2 separate regions of the Homo sapiens genome follow, and region 2 is linked to region 1. Evidence: chromatin loops called from intact Hi-C (ENCODE). Cell type or tissue: K562. All regions are shown on one strand. Links, peaks and the distances in the headings refer to the core of each region. The heading gives the core; the rest is flanking DNA. Region 1 holds the start of BGLT3 (beta globin locus transcript 3). Region 2 has its middle 14 kb from the start of OR52A5.

Evidence for each region. Hi-C counts contacts between places; a loop is a spot of excess contacts. Peaks named below come from ENCODE experiments on the same cell type or tissue, not always from the same donor. Only the 100,000 strongest peaks of a DNase experiment are listed, where the experiment ranks them.
Region 2: it touches region 1 in a loop (5-fold over the local background); 1 of 110 quality-filtered maps calls a loop at or near these places.

What each region holds. Positions count from the first base shown.
Region 1 is chr11:5,241,207-5,246,590 of GRCh38, reverse strand. It overlaps BGLT3 (beta globin locus transcript 3), which reads left to right and starts at 1,045. Exons shown (of 1, transcript NR_121648.1): 1 at 1,045-2,037. It also overlaps the pseudogene HBBP1. RefSeq lists silencers at 1-297, 1-297 and an enhancer at 1-1,064. In K562, for the core only: no CTCF peak of the experiment used is centred there; DNase peaks (open chromatin) are centred at 2,880 and 3,440; H3K4me3 peaks cover 2,270 bases.
Region 2 is chr11:5,121,482-5,126,865 of GRCh38, reverse strand. It overlaps the pseudogene OR52A4P. Among named protein-coding and RNA genes, the nearest start is that of OR52A5, 14 kb to the left of the region's middle. In K562, for the core only: a CTCF peak has its summit at 2,620 (motif pointing left); a DNase peak (open chromatin) is centred at 2,595.

The DNA of each region.
Region 1 (5,384 bases), core at 95-5,094:
CCTTCTCTTTTTAGGCCATATAGGGTAACTTTCTGACATTGCCATGGCATTTTTCTTTTAATTTAATTTACTGTTACCTTAAATTCAGGGGTACACGTACAGGATATGCAGGTTTGTTTTATAGGTAAAAGTGTGCCATGGTTTTAATGGGTTTTTTTTTTCTTGTAAAGTTGTTTAAGTTTCTTGTTTACTCTGGATATTAGGCCTTTGTCAGAAGAATAGATTGGAAAATCTTTTTCCCATTCTGTAGATTGTCTTTCGCTCTGATGGTAGTTTCTTTTGCTGAGCAGGAGCTCTTTAGTTTAATTAGATTCCATTGGTCAATTTTTGCTTTTGCTGCAATTGCTTTTCACGCTTTCATCATGAAATCTGTGCCCGTGTTTATATCATGAATAGTATTGCCTTGATTTTTTTCTAGGCTTTTTATAGTTTGGGGTTTTTCATTTAAGTCTCTAATCCATCTGGAGTTAATTTTGGATAAGGTATAAGGAAGGAGTCCAGTTTCATTTTTCAGCATATGGCTAGCCAGTTCTCCCCCATCATTTATTAAATTGAAAATCCTTTCCCCATTGCTTGCTTTTGTCAGGTTTCTAAAAGACCAGATGGTTGTAGGTACAATATGCAGTTTCTTCAAGTCATATAATACCATCTGAAATCTCTTATTAATTCATTTCTTTTAGTATGTATGCTGGTCTCCTCTGCTCACTATAGTGAGGGCACCATTAGCCAGAGAATCTGTCTGTCTAGTTCATGTAAGATTCTCAGAATTAAGAAAAATGGATGGCATATGAATGAAACTTCATGGATGACATATGGAATCTAATATGTATTTGTTGAATTAATGCATAAGATGCAACAGAGAGAAGTTGACAACTGCAATGATAACCTGGTATTGATGATATAAGAGTCTATAGATCACAGTAGAAGCAATAATCATGGAAAACAATTGGAAATGGGGAACAGCCACAAACAAGAAAGAATCAATACTTCCAGGAAAGTGACTGCAGGTCACTTTTCCTGGAGCGGGTGAGAGAAAAGTGGAAGTTAGCAGTAACTGCTGAATTCCTGGTTGGCTGATGGAAAGATGGGGCAGCTGTTCACTGGTACGCAGGGTTTTAGATGTATGTACCTAAGGATATGAGGTATGGCAATGAACAGAAATTCTTTTGGGAATGAGTTTTAGGGCCATTAAAGGACATGACCTGAAGTTTCCTCTGAGGCCAGTCCCCACAACTCAATATAAATGTGTTTCCTGCATATAGTCAAAGTTGCCACTTCTTTTTCTTCATATCATCGATCTCTGCTCTTAAAGATAATCTTGGTTTTGCCTCAAACTGTTTGTCACTACAAACTTTCCCCATGTTCCTAAGTAAAACAGGTAACTGCCTCTCAACTATATCAAGTAGACTAAAATATTGTGTCTCTAATATCAGAAATTCAGCTTTAATATATTGGGTTTAACTCTTTGAAATTTAGAGTCTCCTTGAAATACACATGGGGGTGATTTCCTAAACTTTATTTCTTGTAAGGATTTATCTCAGGGGTAACACACAAACCAGCATCCTGAACCTCTAAGTATGAGGACAGTAAGCCTTAAGAATATAAAATAAACTGTTCTTCTCTCTGCCGGTGGAAGTGTGCCCTGTCTATTCCTGAAATTGCTTGTTTGAGACGCATGAGACGTGCAGCACATGAGACACGTGCAGCAGCCTGTGGAATATTGTCAGTGAAGAATGTCTTTGCCTGATTAGATATAAAGACAAGTTAAACACAGCATTAGACTATAGATCAAGCCTGTGCCAGACACAAATGACCTAATGCCCAGCACGGGCCACGGAATCTCCTATCCTCTTGCTTGAACAGAGCAGCACACTTCTCCCCCAACACTATTAGATGTTCTGGCATAATTTTGTAGATATGTAGGATTTGACATGGACTATTGTTCAATGATTCAGAGGAAATCTCCTTTGTTCAGATAAGTACACTGACTACTAAATGGATTAAAAAACACAGTAATAAAACCCAGTTTTCCCCTTACTTCCCTAGTTTGTTTCTTATTCTGCTTTCTTCCAAGTTGATGCTGGATAGAGGTGTTTATTTCTATTCTAAAAAGTGATGAAATTGGCCGGGCGCGGTGGCTCACACCTGTAATCCCAGCACTTTGGGAGGCTGAGGTGGGCGGATCACGAGGTCAGGAGATCAAGACCATCCTGGCTAACATGGTGAAACCCCATCTCTACTAAAAATACAAAAAATTAGCCAGAGACAGTGGCGGGTGCCTGTAGTCCCAGCTACTCGGGAGGCTGAGGCAGGAGAATGGCGTGAACCTGGGAGGCAGAGCTTGCGGTGAGCAGAGATCGCGCCACTGCACACTCCAGCCTGGGTGACAAAGCGAGACTCCATCTCAAAAAAAAAAAAAAAAAAAAGAAAAAGAAAGAAAGAAAGAAAAAAAAACTGATGAAATTGTGTATTCAATGTAGTCTCAAGAGAATTGAAAACCAAGAAAGGCTGTGGCTTCTTCCACATAAAGCCTGGATGAATAACAGGATAACACGTTGTTACATTGTCACAACTCCTGATCCAGGAATTGATGGCTAAGATATTCGTAATTCTTATCCTTTTCAGTTGTAACTTATTCCTATTTGTCAGCATTCAGGTTATTAGCGGCTGCTGGCGAAGTCCTTGAGAAATAAACTGCACACTGGATGGTGGGGGTAGTGTAGGAAAATGGAGGGGAAGGAAGTAAAGTTTCAAATTAAGCCTGAACAGCAAAGTTCCCCTGAGAAGGCCACCTGGATTCTATCAGAAACTCGAATGTCCATCTTGCAAAACTTCCTTGCCCAAACCCCACCCCTGGAGTCACAACCCACCCTTGACCAATAGATTCATTTTACTGAGGGAGGCAAAGGGCTGGTCAATAGATTCATTTCACTGGGAGAGGCAAAGGGCTGGGGGCCAGAGAGGAGAAGTAAAAAGCCACACATGAAGCAGCAATGCAGGCATGCTTCTGGCTCATCTGTGATCACCAGGAAACTCCCAGATCTGACACTGTAGTGCATTTCACTGCTGACAAGAAGGCTGCTGCCACCAGCCTGTGAAGCAAGGTTAAGGTGAGAAGGCTGGAGGTGAGATTCTGGGCAGGTAGGTACTGGAAGCCGGGACAAGGTGCAGAAAGGCAGAAAGTGTTTCTGAAAGAGGGATTAGCCCGTTGTCTTACATAGTCTGACTTTGCACCTGCTCTGTGATTATGACTATCCCACAGTCTCCTGGTTGTCTACCCATGGACCTAGAGGTACTTTGAAAGTTTTGGATATCTGGGCTCTGACTGTGCAATAATGGGCAACCCCAAAGTCAAGGCACATGGCAAGAAGGTGCTGATCTCCTTCGGAAAAGCTGTTATGCTCACGGATGACCTCAAAGGCACCTTTGCTACACTGAGTGACCTGCACTGTAACAAGCTGCACGTGGACCCTGAGAACTTCCTGGTGAGTAGTAAGTACACTCACGCTTTCTTCTTTACCCTTAGATATTTGCACTATGGGTACTTTTGAAAGCAGAGGTGGCTTTCTCTTGTGTTATGAGTCAGCTATGGGATATGATATTTCAGCAGTGGGATTTTGAGAGTTATGTTGCTGTAAATAACATAACTAAAATTTGGTAGAGCAAGGACTATGAATAATGGAAGGCCACTTACCATTTGATAGCTCTGAAAAACACATCTTATAAAAAATTCTGGCCAAAATCAAACTGAGTGTTTTTGGATGAGGGAACAGAAGTTGAGATAGAGAAAATAACATCTTTCCTTTGGTCAGCGAAATTTTCTATAAAAATTAATAGTCACTTTTCTGCATAGTCCTGGAGGTTAGAAAAAGATCAACTGAACAAAGTAGTGGGAAGCTGTTAAAAAGAGGATTGTTTCCCTCCGAATGATGATGGTATACTTTTGTACGCATGGTACAGGATTCTTTGTTATGAGTGTTTGGGAAAATTGTATGTATGTATGTATGTATGTATGTGATGACTGGGGACTTATCCTATCCATTACTGTTCCTTGAAGTACTATTATCCTACTTTTTAAAAGGACGAAGTCTCTAAAAAAAAAATGAAACAATCACAATATGTTGGGGTAGTGAGTTGGCATAGCAAGTAAGAGAAGGATAGGACACAATGGGAGGTGCAGGGCTGCCAGTCATATTGAAGCTGATATCTAGCCCATAATGGTGAGAGTTGCTCAAACTCTGGTGAAAAAGGATGTAAGTGTTATATCTATTTACTGCAAGTCCAGCTTGAGGCCTTCTATTCACTATGTACCATTTTCTTTTTTATCTTCACTCCCTCCCCAGCTCTTAGGCAACGTGATATTGATTGTTTTGGCAACCCACTTCAGCGAGGATTTTACCCTACAGATACAGGCTTCTTGGCAGTAACTAACAAATGCTGTGGTTAATGCTGTAGCCCACAAGACCACTGAGTTCCCTGTCCACTATGTTTGTACCTATGGTCCACTATGTTTGTACCTATGTCCCAAAATCTCATCTCCTTTAGATGGGGGAGGTTGGGGAGAAGAGCAGTATCCTGCCTGCTGATTCAGTTCCTGCATGATAAAAATAGAATAAAGAAATATGCTCTCTAAGAAATATCATTGTACTCTTTTTCTGTCTTTATATTTTACCCTGATTCAGCCAAAAGGACGCACTATTTCTGATGGAAATGAGAATGTTGGAGAATGGGAGTTTAAGGACAGAGAAGATACTTTCTTGCAATCCTGCAAGAAAAGAGAGAACTCGTGGGTGGATTTAGTGGGGTAGTTACTCCTAGGAAGGGGAAATCGTCTCTAGAATAAGACAATGTTTTTACAGAAAGGGAGGTCAATGGAGGTACTCTTTGGAGGTGTAAGAGGATTGTTGGTAGTGTGTAGAGGTATGTTAGGACTCAAATTAGAAGTTCTGTATAGGCTATTATTTGTATGAAACTCAGGATATAGCTCATTTGGTGACTGCAGTTCACTTCTACTTATTTTAAACAACATATTTTTTATTATTTATAATGAAGTGGGGATGGGGCTTCCTAGAGACCAATCAAGGGCCAAACCTTGAACTTTCTCTTAACGTCTTCAATGGTATTAATAGAGAATTATCTCTAAGGCATGTGAACTGGCTGTCTTGGTTTTCATCTGTACTTCATCTGCTACCTCTGTGACCTGAAACATATTTATAATTCCATTAAGCTGTGCATATGATAGATTTATCATATGTATTTTCCTTAAAGGATTTTTGTAAGAACTAATTGAATTGATACCTGTAAAGTCTTTATCACACTACCCAATAAATAATAAATCTCTTTGTTCAGCTCTCTGTTTCTATAAATATGTACAAGTTTTATTG
Region 2 (5,384 bases), core at 300-5,299, 120 kb after region 1:
CTTTGATTAGTATTTCTCTAATGATTAGTGATGAGCATTTTTAATATGCTTGATGGCCCCATGAATATCTTCTTTTGAGAAATATCTGTTCATGTTCTTTGCCTACTTTTTAATGGGGTTGGTAGACCTTTCTTGGATGCATATTTTGCAAATATTTTCTTCTATTCTGTAGCTTGTCTACTTACTCTGTTAATAGTTTTTCTTGCTGTGCAGAAACTTTTTAGTATAGTTATGTCTATTTTTGTTTTTGCTGCAATTGCTTTTGGATCCTTCATCATAAAATCTTTGCCAAGGCCTAGGTCCAGAATAGTATTTCCTAGATTTTCTTCTTGAGTTTTTATAGTTTGAGGTCTTACATTTAAGACTTTAATTAATCTTGAATTGATATTTAAAGGATGTCCTATTCAGTAAATGGTGCTGGGATAACTGGCTAGCCATATGCAATCTTCTGCATCTGTTACAGAAGATTGTATTGGCTAGCCAGTTATCCCAGCACCATTTACTGAATAGGACATCCTTTACCAATTACTCATATTGTCAACTTTGTTAAAGATAAGATGGTTGTAGGCATGCAGCTTAATTTCTGAATTCTCTAACCTGTTCCATTGGTTTATGTGTCTAATTGTGTACCAGTACCATGCTGTTTTAGTTTCTGTAGACTTGGAGTATAGTTTGAAGTCATCTGGTGTGACTCCATGACTTTGTTCTTTTGCTTGCTATTTGTTTGGCTATTCAGTCTCTTTTTGGGTTCCATATAAATTTTAGATTTTTTTTTCTAATTATGTGAAAAATGGCATTGGTAATTTGATAGGAATAACATTGAATCTGTAAATTGCTTTGGGAAATATGGCCATTTCACAACACTGATTCTATCCATGAACATGAAATGTTTTATTATTTGTTTGTGTCATCTCTGATGTCTTTGAGCAGTGTTTTTTAATTCTCATTGTAGAGACCTTTCACCTCCCTTGTTAGCTGTATTATTAGGTATTTTATTCTGTTTGTGGCTATTGTGAATGGAATTGCATTCTTTATTTGGCCCTCATCTTGGATGTTGTTGATGTGTAGAAATTTTACTCATTTTTGTACACTAATTTTGTATTCTGAAATTTTATTTCAGTTGTTTAGCAGTTCTAACAGCCTCTGAGCAGAGACTATGGGGTTTTCTAGGTATAGAATCATATTGCGGGTGAAGAGAGATAGTTTGACTTCCCCTCTTCTTATTTGGATCCCTTTTGTTTCTTGTTTCTTTTTATTGTCGATTGTTCTGGCTGGGACTTCCAGTACTTTGTTGAATAGGAGTGGTGAGAGTGGGCATCCTTGTCTTGTTCCAGTTCTCAAGGGGAATGCTTCCATTTTTTGCCCGTTTAGTGTGACATTGGGTGTAGGTTTGTAATAGGCAGCTTTTATTATTTTGAGGTATGTGCCTTTAATGCCTAGTTTGTTGAGGACTTTTAACATGAAGGGATGTTGAATTTTACGAAAAGCTTTTCTGTACCTATTGAGATAATCATGTGGTTTTGTTTATAGGTCTGTCTATGTGATGAATTACATTTATTGTTATATGTATGTTGAACCAATCTTGCATCCCAGGAATAAAACCTACTTGATCTTGGTGGATTAGCTTTTTGATGTGCTGCTGGATTTTGCTTGTAGTATTTTGTTGAGGATTTTTGACTCTATGTTCATCAGAGATATTGGCCTAAAGATTTCTTTTTTCCTTGTGTCTCTCCCAGGTTTTGGTATCAGAACAAATCTGGCCTCACAGAATGAGTTAGGGATTAGTCCCTCCTCCTCAACTTTTTGGAATCATTTTAGTAGGATGAGTACTAGCTCTTTTTTTATACTTCTTTGTAGAATTTGGCTGTTTATCTGGTCCAGGGCTTTTACTGGTCGGTAGGTTTTTTTATTAGTGATTCAATTTTGGAACTTGTTATTGGTCTGCTTAAAATTTCAATTTCTTCCTGGCTCAATATTGAGAGGTTGTATGTTTCCAGGAATTAGTCCATTTCGTTTAGGTTCTCTAGTTTGTGTTGTTCTGCATTAATTAATTTTAAATAAGGAAAAACTAAAAGCCAAAACATATATGCATTTTAAATTAAACTCTGTATTAAAGATATTTAAGAGTAGGGAACTTCTTGGGATCAAGAGATTGTTAAAAAAAAAAGCTTGTGATTTACTTTTCTAGGAAGGACTGCTCTAATTTTCTGTCTCTTAAAATAGGACAAAAATCATCTGTGCATAATTGATTTTCCTCCCTTTCTCTTAGCAAGTCTTACTTCTTACAGGCATTACTGTACTCTCAACCCTGTTCTGCCTACCACTTCCAAACACACTTCTTTCTTGGATCACTGAAATGCCTTCTGGAAATCCTTTGATGGTCAAGAGTAAATACAAGGTACAATATTTGTTTTGTTTTCGATTCCCTTTCCTTACCAAGCATACAGTAACGCTGTCCAATTTGTTCAGAGATGAAATGGAGTCTCAATTGATGCATTGCCTTATTTTAGTGTCCTTTTTCTTTGTCAAATAAGTGAGAACGAGATAAACCCTATCTCTGGGGCTCTGAGAGACAGGGATGTGTTTTACTAACAGAAGATGCTTCAACACTGCCATCTCCTGGCCATACTAGATATGCCAGGCCCCCAGGGAATTGAGCAAGCCGCTAACCCTTAGAAATGGCTGGCTTTAAACTTCCATCTTTGCCCTAGGGAAAAAATATCTCTCAGGATTTGAGAAAGGCTAATAAAACTTTGGTAATCAGGGAAAATTATGTTACAAACCACAAATATTACATAGCTGGGACCAGCAGAGAGCAACCTTCCTCTGTGCCAGTCACTTGTCACTGTTGCTCCTGGATATTGAGTAAGTTATAGTTAGGAATGTGTACAGCTCAAGTGGAGGTGAAACAGTACATCCTGAAGTACAAGTACAAGTGCAGCTAATGAATGTAGACTCCAGAAAAAATCCAAATCATAAACATGAAGAGTATATTTTTGTTAGGGTCTCACTTTGAAATTCTATGAACTACAATTAAAGAACAATAATGATAAGTTGAAGAATCTACTTTGGAAGATTGAGATGTTAAGGGCAGTTAGGAGCCTGCTATTGGAGAAGTAATTTAGACCTGCAGATGTTTTACTTGAAAGAGAGAAGGATCATGAGTGTGTAGGGAAGTTGAAACTATCCCTCTGAAGGTTGAAGTCTACGTCTGTTAAAATGAATCGACAAAAGACAAATTAACAGGAAAAAGACATAGAATTTTATTAACATGCATAAGCATGGAGAACTCCAAGGAGAATGATTACCTGATAACTCAATTAAGCACAGATGCTTATATATCCTTCTTTATAGGGGAGGGGAGAGATTGAATGGGACCTGAGAAGAGACAATAGTTTGAGATGAAGTTCATCTGGGCTCCAGGTGTGGTGTTTAATTTTCAGTGTCTTCCTCTGTAATATGAGTTTTAATCTTCTCTGGTTAATGGAATTTCAGGGAAGGGATTGAAGGCAATTGTGTTCCTCTTTAGGGGTCTAGCGTCTAGGTAGATAAGGGAACTTCAGAGAATAACCTCATCCCATGCTTTGGGAAAGACAAAGAAGTGAAAGACAGGAAGGGCTGGGGGATGTCAGAGAAACCTTGCGGTTGCTTCTTTAGTTCAGAATGTTAAAGTGCTATATTTAGGGATATTGGTTTTCTGGGCTCTAACAATGTAATGATCTCCAAAACATTCCAGAGTTTAAATCTGTGGTTATCATGGTGACTAGGGGCCAGGGAAGAACACAGAATAATATTTGGATGTGATGACTTGAGTTATGGAGAAATATTAGAAATGCTTAGCACACCACTTATAAAATTTATGGATCACCTTGATTTAGACCTAGACAACTAATCACTTGCATAACCTCTCTGCTCTCACTTAAAAAAAAATCATTGATGCATAATATCATGTTACCAGCCCTGCAACTGAACCATAGTTATTTGCCAGTGTATCGTTACTGGAAATTGTTAAGTGTCCCAGCCACAGCCATTATATTGCAATCAGAATTTTGTTTTGGATGTTTCTCTATTTCTGCTGCTTCCCAAGGCACTTCCACCTCAACATGTTTGTCAATTATTTCCCATTGAATTTCTTGGAGAATTTTCAAATAGTCTCATCCCATCATATTTTTCGTATGTCAACTTTTCCAGAAGATAAAAAAAAAAAATAGAGCTTTCGACTTTCCTTCAGCAGTAAGTAGCCTGATTTCTTTTTTTTTTATTATTATTATACTTTAAGTTTTAGGGTACATGTACACAACGTGCAGGTTAGTTACATATGTATACATGTGCCATGTTGGTGAGCTGCACCCATTAACTTGTCATTTAACATTAGGTATATCTCCTAATGGTATCCCTCCCCCCGGCCCCCACCCCACAACAGGCCCAATGAGAACACATGGACACAGGAAGGGGAACATCACACACCAGGGCCTGATTTCTATGTAAGGGTTATATCTGTTCACACTGCCTCCATATGGAGATTCAGGCTTCCAAACTCGTTAACTAAACCTCACCTCTAACTAATTCAACATCTTCTTCATGGTTCCCCTGACGATACAACCTGAGGTTCCTCTTCTCCTAAACCAGGTACTCTAAAATTTCCTTAATTTTAAATTTATATATAAATAGTTTAAATATGTCTTTACCCTCCAATGTGTGGAAAAAGTCCTGGTGTGAGAGGTTTAGGGTGCTTATATGAACTACAGAGTTTTTGTATACGGTTGTCTCCTGTATCAGAATTGCTATGGTAATACACCAAAATTATGTGACTGTCATTGTCTACTGAATGGAGTCTGAGTCTTGCAGCAGTGTCATATTTGAACACTTGGGGCTAAAGCTAGAATAAATGTTTTTATTTCTCTGTCTAAAATATAATTCCAAATATAAATATTTGTATTCCTGCTTTCCATGAACAGGTTAGAAGAGGAAAGAGAAAATGGAGTTGGGGAACAAGGAAAGCACCACTAAGCAGGTTGATCATATTGGCCTCTTCTCAGAAATGATGTCCAAAAGTCTTCACTGAGTGTGGCCGGATGATTTTGCTAAAGTGTAAACTGGTGAACCTTTCTATGGGTCTTTATATTGGCATTTTTTCATTCATTAAAAAAAAGATAAGTAAGTTGATGGAGTTGGTTCTCCTAATTCTGCTATTCAATAACTTTGTGATTGGATAAGCATAAAATATATAAAAGTACAGAGAATCACAGCTTGGCAAACTTTCTCCCCTTTCTAAGAAGACCCCTGAATGGCCCTGCCTATTACAAATGGTACCTTGTTCATGCCTTTTGTGCTGACATTTATTGGGATCCCCGGTTTTGAATCTGTACAATGCTGGATTGGGA